2 separate regions of the Homo sapiens genome follow, and region 2 is linked to region 1. A link is a loop called in an ENCODE intact Hi-C map of the cell type or tissue named here. Cell type or tissue: mammary epithelial cell. All regions are shown on one strand.

Region 1 (4,000 bases):
TAAGGAACTTTTATTTTAAAAAGTAAACAGAGAACAGTAGCCAATAACAACAGCAAAGTAGTAACAACAAACAGCTGTAGCTGCAACAATACCAGTTATAAAACAACAAGGTAAAACAAATATAACCTAGAAAACGAAGGTAGTATGTGAGGCATATGTAACTAAATACTTTTTTTCACGAGTTTAGTGATAGATGAATTGATTAACAAAATATATTTCCTTTAACAATCTTGCTAATATGGCTTTTCACCACCATTGCATTAAAACAAAAAGCTAACTTTTCCTAAATCTTGATATATGAATTTAAAAAAATGGCTTCTATTGGAGTTACAGTGTTTCTGAAAATCATTTTTGGCAGTTTTATGCTTTAGACAGAGCATATCCTAGTGACTTAAGTTGGAGTATAACATATTAATTTAATGTAAACCAATATCTTACTAAAAATATGTACACTTTTAATGTTTTCACAGATGTTTTATAACAACCATGACTTACAATATGAAAGAGAGCTAAGTTATTAAACATAAACTTAAGAGACCACAAAAATATTCCTATTCTCAATTTGCCAAAAAGGAAGAAAGAAAAGAGAAAGAAGGAAAGAAAGGGAGGGAAGGAAGAAAGAAAGGAAGGAAAGGAGGAAGAGAGGAATTGACGAAGAAAAGAGGGAAGGAAGGGAGAAGGAAGGAAAGGAAAAACATTATTGCAGATAAAGGGTGGTGCAACTGTGTTTCAACTCTGGCAGCTGACAGGAATAAAAATAGAAAATATATTATTTAGTAATTGAGTAACAAAGTGAAAAAAAAAAGAAATCTAATATTTATTGAGCACCTGATGTGTGCCATGTAGTTTCATCAATGTTATCTCATTTTATTCTCCAACAATTACCTTAAGTAAAAATTGCCCTCTGTTCATTTTAAGCTTATTTCTATAAGCTTCAGAATGAAAGGGGAAGTTCCTTACAGTTAACTAGTGGATTTGATTCTCACCAACAATGAATATTTTGAAAGAAATGAAGATTAAGGATATGGAGATAATTTACACCATCGAAAAAAAATACATTTTATTGAAGTAAAACATTGTTCCGTCCAGCTGAAGTCATCCCAAAAGTGGCAGCAGGTTAGTTTCCACAGGGGAATGCCCCAAATCACCCCAAGATGGGGTCAGTCGGAATTTCAAGGAAAGCAGCACTAGTTGCCAGAATGATCAGTCCAAAGCATTGTTACCCGGCAATTTACGTATGGAGGGGCCTGCAGAGTGTCCTCACAATGGGCAGTGAGAGAAAGAGCTGTTTTTCCTAGTTATGTCCACAATGACAGGTCAAGTTATGGAGTTTATATGAGGGTTGAAGGAATTTGGCTTAAAATAAGGCAGGTTCCTTTCAGTGTTTTGAGGGAAGGGAAGGAGGGAAGGAAGGACAGCCTAAACACCTTTATCAGGACTGGTTACGTTCAAGGCCCCGGCTAAGGTTCAAGCTTGCAGGGGAACACATAGAGCCGGGCAAGTCACAGAGTGGTCAGGAACAGAGAAAAAAGTAGGAGAAACTAAAGGACCCGAAATCATCTATGAAGAAAGAGATATGACTCAACTATGAAGCTCAGTGAAAGATTATAGACTGATATCACTAACAAAACCATCAACTTAGTTATAAATCCGGTAAACATGTATGGATTTATGTTGTAAATTTCAATTGTGCTATATTGGCCTATTCTAGTGAATGGAATAATGTCTTTGTTGTATCTTTGGAACCAATGGTCATTATTTATTACTGTACATCTTTCTGATTTGTTTTTCATCAGTATTATCTTGACTACTATTAACATTTGAATTTCCATAAAGAAACTACTGCCCCATTTGGGACTTAGTTGGGATTGCAGCCAAATTGCAAATTCCTTAAAGCTCAGTTCCCTGTTAAGATTTGGTCGGGATTTCAATGAATCTCTAAATCCATTCATGTTTAATTGCCTTTTTTACAATATTGAGTCTTCCAATCTGTGAAACTGGAATTTCCATTTATTTAGGCCTTCTTTAATTTTGCATATGTTATACTCCTCAGTGTAGAGGTCTTGCAAATCCTTCAGCACATTTATGTCTATGTTATATATTTTATTTATTAAATGATATTCAAATAACATAAAGTTCATTTTCTATTTGAATTGACTGCATATTTATCAGCAGTATATATGTACCCTTTTAGTTTTTACTATATTTTTACTAAACAATGTTTATATTTACTGTTTTTTTCTCATTACAGTTTTGCTAAATTGTATTTTTATAAAATGTATCCATTTTATTAAAATATTTCATTTAACAACGTAAAATCGTTTTTAAATTCTTGATATATTTTTAGGACATATAGAATCCCTGTTGTCAGTTTATTTTGCATTTTATTACTTCTCTCCCTCCCTCTTTTTATTGTCTTCTATTCACATTAATTACTTATTCTTTTCAAAAATCTAATTTTGGCTTTGATATAATTCTAGTTTTAAAAGGCTTTTCTATTTTACTACATTTATTTCATTTGTATTATTTTCTTTATATTTTTGTGGCTTAGCTCTCTCTTATTTCAAGTTTTTAATTACTTATATATGTATTTGGGAAATGTTTTTTCCAAAAATGTTACACAAACTTTTATTTATATAATGAGAGGGGTATAGGAGACACTTACATAAAAATACCCTTAGCATATAAAGCGATACAGTTATTTCCAAAATTATTATTTTGGGTTCAATTTTGTACCCAAAATATATTATCATTTCCTTGATAACTGAGTTTATATCTATCTATCTGTCTGTAAATTTTCATCCTTTTGTTCTCTTATACGTTTGTCACATTTTTATTATTTCTATAAGCCCTTACAATTTTAATAGCATAACTCATTAATATTAATAAAATTAATTTAGCAGAAAATGAACTAAAATACACAAAAATTAATAATTCTAACATACATAAATCTGATAAGGGTGCAGTAATAAAAAATGCCTTTAAATATAAAAGAAAGGTAAAGTACTTGGAGCTGAGCTTAACAAAAACTTTGCAAAATCTATACATAAAAAATTTTAAAACTTTAAAATAACCCTGAAAACACATAAATACATTTGCACTAATGGAAAGAAAATAATATTTCTTGTTCATACAGATATCAGTTACTTCTTCCATTTAATGTATAAATTTAAAATAATCCTAATAAACATACCACAAACCTTTTTGGTGGAGGTAAAGGTGACACCAAAGCTTTTATAAAATATCATAAAAGAGTAACTAGATAAAAACACTGAAAAATAAAAACAATGAATGGTCTATTTCTACAAGATATTATAAAGTGCCATTAGCATACATTAAAGTAGGTATGTTGTAAAATATACATACATTAAAAATATACTATATATAATATACTATAAAGTATTTTTAATCAAAATAGTGTGGTATTGCGCATTAATAGGCAAACAAATGAAGTTTCAACTATACAAAATATATATGGAAACATATTTCATTATACACCAATGAACCAAAGATAAATATTTAAATTAATGAAAATTTAAATTGATGGAAAATTATGTGAAAGAACAAAAGTAGATCATACTACATATTATATACAACTAAATAAGAGATACAAATATAAAAGTTAAAAATATACAAGTAATAGAGTAAATTTCTATAAACCTAAATAAATAAAATCTAAATTCAATTAAGTAAAAGACTGATACATTTGACCACATAAATTATTTCTCAAATCTGTGCATTTCAACAAATGCCACAAACCATTATAAAAGGGTAAAACAAATGACACTTTGAATAAAAGTATTACAAAGTATATCAGAGGTAAAGGCTAATAACCCTAATATATGGAGAACTGAAATATTAAGGGTGGGAGAAATAGCAAACGCTCACACCATAATTGAGCAAAACACATAAAAAGACCATTTTCCAAAGATAATATTAAGATGACCATGAAAAATTTTAAAGGCCAATTATATGCAAAAGAAGATAAATGAGAAAATGA
Region 2 (4,000 bases), 61 kb before region 1:
CCAGCTGGGAAAAGAAAGGAGGTGTTAGCAGCCCCTAGGATACTCACAAATCCAGACATCCCACTGGGCTACCGTGGGGCTACAGATAGACACCCAACCATGGGGGCTACAGATAGACACCCTGTGATAGGGCTACAATTAAGGGATATCTCCTCATGATTATTTCTCCATTGCAATTAAATCCATGAGCTTTGGGTAAGCAGCACCCCACCAGTAGAGAGAGTACCAGAGTCAGCCCTCAGTCCAAGAAAACTAGTCAGCCACTTGGGCTGGCCTCTGGATCCATCGTTAAAAGGGGGGCACTGAACCACAGGCAGGTAGCTACAAAGACAATCCTGGATGAGCCCCTAAATTTGTAACTGGCCAAGGACCTTGCCTGCTGCCTAAACAGAGCTGATTCATCAAGACAGGGGAATTGCAATAGATAAAGAGTAACTCACGCAGAGCTGGCCGTGTGGGAGACTAGAGTTTTATTATTATTTAAATCAGTCTCCCTGAGCATTCAGGGAGCAGGGTTTTTAAGGGTAATTTGGTGGGTAGGGGGAAGCCAGTGAGCCAGGGCTGCTGATTTGTCCAAGATGAAATTACAGGGAGTCGAAATTGTGTTCTTGAGCTGAATCAGTTCCTGGGTGAGGGGACCACAAGATCAGATGAGCCAGTTTATTGATGTGGGTGGTGCCAGCTGATCCATCAGGTGGAGGATCTGTAAAATATCTCAAGCACTGATCTTAGGAGCAGTTTAAGGAGGGTCTGATTCTTGTATCCTCCAGCTGCATGACTCCTAAATCATAATTTTTAATCTTGTAGCTAATGTTAGGTCTGCAAAGGCAATCTAATCCCCAGGCAAAGAGTAGGTCTGCTTTGGGAAAGGGCTGCTACTGTCTTTGTTTAAACTATAAACTATGTTTCTCCCAAAGGTAGTTCTGCCTGCACCCAGGAATGAATAAGGACAGCTTGGAGGTTAGAAGCAAGATAGAGTTAGTTAAGTTAGAGCACTTTCACTGTCTCAGTTATAATTTTGCAAAGGTGGTTTCATTCTGACAGATAGGCCTGAACTAATAGAAGGAGACACAGATTAAATTAAATTTTAGATAAACATTTTAATTTAAATCAGATGGGAAATTTAATAACTGAAAAAGAAAACTATCTGAATGCCCAATGGTAAATATTAAAGTTGTGAATTTGCATAAGATATTGTCAAGGTGAATACAATTGCTAGGAAGTCATTTAAAAAATTTAAAGCTTTGTGCCATAATGAATACACTTTACTGAATTTAACACTTTCAATGAACATTCTATCATCATGTCTATAGTTCTTAAGCATTAAAAAGGAGGTGGTTTGAGGAATGTCAGTTCTGAGAAGGAGCGTACTGATACTAAGCCAAGAAGTTCAACTATCCAATCTGAAATTTCTGTAATGAAATAGAAAAATCAGGTCTCATTTGAGAGAAAGAAAGCCATAACGTCCGGCTATGATGAGTCAATAAGTTGAAAACTAGCATCATAAGGGTTGCTATGAGTCTTAATAAGCAGTGACCCCTCATGCATAATGACTGAACATGGCTACATTTTCACCTCTTAATGAGAATACTGACTTTCTGCCCTCACACTGTGTATGCTGTGACTACAACAACAAGACTAACCCAAAGTCCATTATTCATTCTAGAAAGTAACCACATTGTCTGACTAAGAACAGATTTGTTAATGTGGCAGGGATTTTCCATCATAATAAAATCCTCCTGTTAATGACTATTGCTAAGATATGCACTTATCAGACCTGAATATAAATTGATAATTCCTGCTTTTGAGGTCAGATCTATTTTTATGTATTATGTTGAATGGCAGATTCTATTGAAGACCTTAGGTTACTAGGATATATTTTAAAGGTAGTAGCTGGCTATTAAAATACACTTGGTCAGGGTTAACAGTGAGTCATTTTTAAGGAAGTTTTATTTGGAATAGAGGAATCGGAATGGATAAACCAATTATTAAGGTTTTATAATTATCTTTGGTAATTGATAATTATTTTTATCTTCATGGTAAGATAATCATACAATGTGAGGTATAAATTATTGTGTTTTTATAAAGAATTTGGCATTTAACGTGAGTGAAATTTTATATTTTAGATGATTGCAGATCACGGATCTAAATGACCATAGAGTAGCAGAATATGCTACCCCAAAATATCCCACTTTGGCATAAAGACTATTATGAGCTGAAGACAATTAAGAAAAACACATCCCAGGACTCTGCCCTCTCCTTATTTTAGCTAAAAGTCGCACATAAATTTGTGAGGATTTCCCTGCCTCTACTCTCCATCAGGAAGGGCAGATGTTAATCACTGGAGATAATTCTAGACCTTAGCCTAGAGAGGCACCAGAGGAATCTACATAACAAACTTGACTCACTAGGCCTTATCTTCCATTATTTCTTCCACATAGTTATCTTTCTACAATTTACCTTCTTCGAAAACTGAAAAATTATTTTCCTTTATCATGTCACTTCTCTAAAAATGTATTCTTCTTTTGTTAAGATGTTAGATAAGCCCCAATTCTAACCATCCACTAGAGTTACTCATCTCTGAGTGCTCCTATGTGTAAGCCAATTAGTGAACTTCTGCTTGTTTATCTGTCCTCTGTTAGTTTAATTTACAAGGCCACACCTGGAAACTCAAATGGGTAAAGAAAAAAGACACTTTTTTTCTCCTCACTCCACCCAGCTGATTCAAATTGAACAAGCCACTTGACTATTCTGACCATGTTGTTTTATTAGTAATATGGAAAAAATAAAATCTCCCTTAACTATTTCCCACGGCTATTGTGAGGACAAATTAAGATGGTCATTATAAAAGGTCTTAGAAAATAAACTTCTAATAAAAATTGGATGCTGTTTTAATTAATTGTAAATGTTAATGAGCTCTCATAACTGTCTAAAATGAATATTACTTTCCTTTTAAAATCCCAAAATTTTTTAAATTTTTCAGTCCTCCTTTACATTTTTCCATATTTCCAAATGAATATATGGATAATTATTTTTTATTACATATATAAATTATATACGCATAAACATATATATTTTTTCTCTGATATATGAGTTAACTTTTATCTGTAAATAAACACTTTTCCAACATAATTATTTATTTCTGGGTATATTATTTAGTTTAGATTTGTTTTCTTCTTCATGTCCATCCAAATAACCAAGTATTGTAATGTAAACTGATTAAAAAGATAATGGCTGCACCACATCTAAGCTACAGATTAAAATAAATTACAGCTTTTAAGATTCAGCAAATCTGCTTGTAGCATTTACATTCGTTGTGTTAAGTAAAACCTTCCATTATGGTCATTAATCAAGGTGGATGATGTATTGTTACACCCTCACTCCTTTGACGTATGAAAGATTCCACATCCAATTAGTTGCCAAAGATTATATCCATTTCAGGAGGTCTAGGTTTCTGTCCTTCAATTGCTAACAGATGTTATGACTTTGGGGAAGGCTGCCACTTTGGAATTATTTTCTTTCAGATAAAATAAGGGAATCAGGAATAGATTACCCTTCTAAACCATTCTAATGTTAATAGTTCATGACATTATGGAACACTGACAATTTGGGATTCAAATCCTTACCTTAGACCTCGATACTCGGAGCAACATAGAGAATGCCTGCAATCTTTCTTAGAGGGTCATTTAATTTTAAATCACTCAACATGTACATGGTTACAGAGCCCTCTACCACCACAACCTCAAGAGAGAGGAAATGCAAAAATCATGATAAAACTTAAGAACTAGAGCCCTTTTTTGGGGGGGGAGCAATATAGCTTTCAGAAAGGGATAATGAGAGAGTACAGGTAAAAAATGAGAAAAGCATCCATCCATTTCATATAACTCTTTGCCAACTACTACTGGCACACATTTAAAATTCATTGTCTACTAGAAAAGGCTATAGAAATCAATGTTTAACTTGAAGAGAATTACAGAAAAGATTGATTGCACCTAAAAGT

The links. Peaks named below come from ENCODE experiments on the same cell type or tissue, not always from the same donor. Only the 100,000 strongest peaks of a DNase experiment are listed, where the experiment ranks them.
Region 2: it touches region 1 in a loop (18-fold over the local background); 1 of 110 quality-filtered maps calls a loop at or near these places.

What each region holds. Positions count from the first base shown.
Region 1 is chr3:84,134,785-84,138,784 of GRCh38, forward strand. No RefSeq gene overlaps it. Among named protein-coding and RNA genes, the nearest start is that of LINC00971, 730 kb to the right of the region's middle. In mammary epithelial cell, a CTCF peak has its summit at 1,850; no DNase peak of the experiment used is centred here.
Region 2 is chr3:84,073,390-84,077,389 of GRCh38, forward strand. No RefSeq gene overlaps it. Among named protein-coding and RNA genes, the nearest start is that of LINC00971, 790 kb to the right of the region's middle. In mammary epithelial cell, no CTCF peak of the experiment used is centred here; a DNase peak (open chromatin) is centred at 1,602.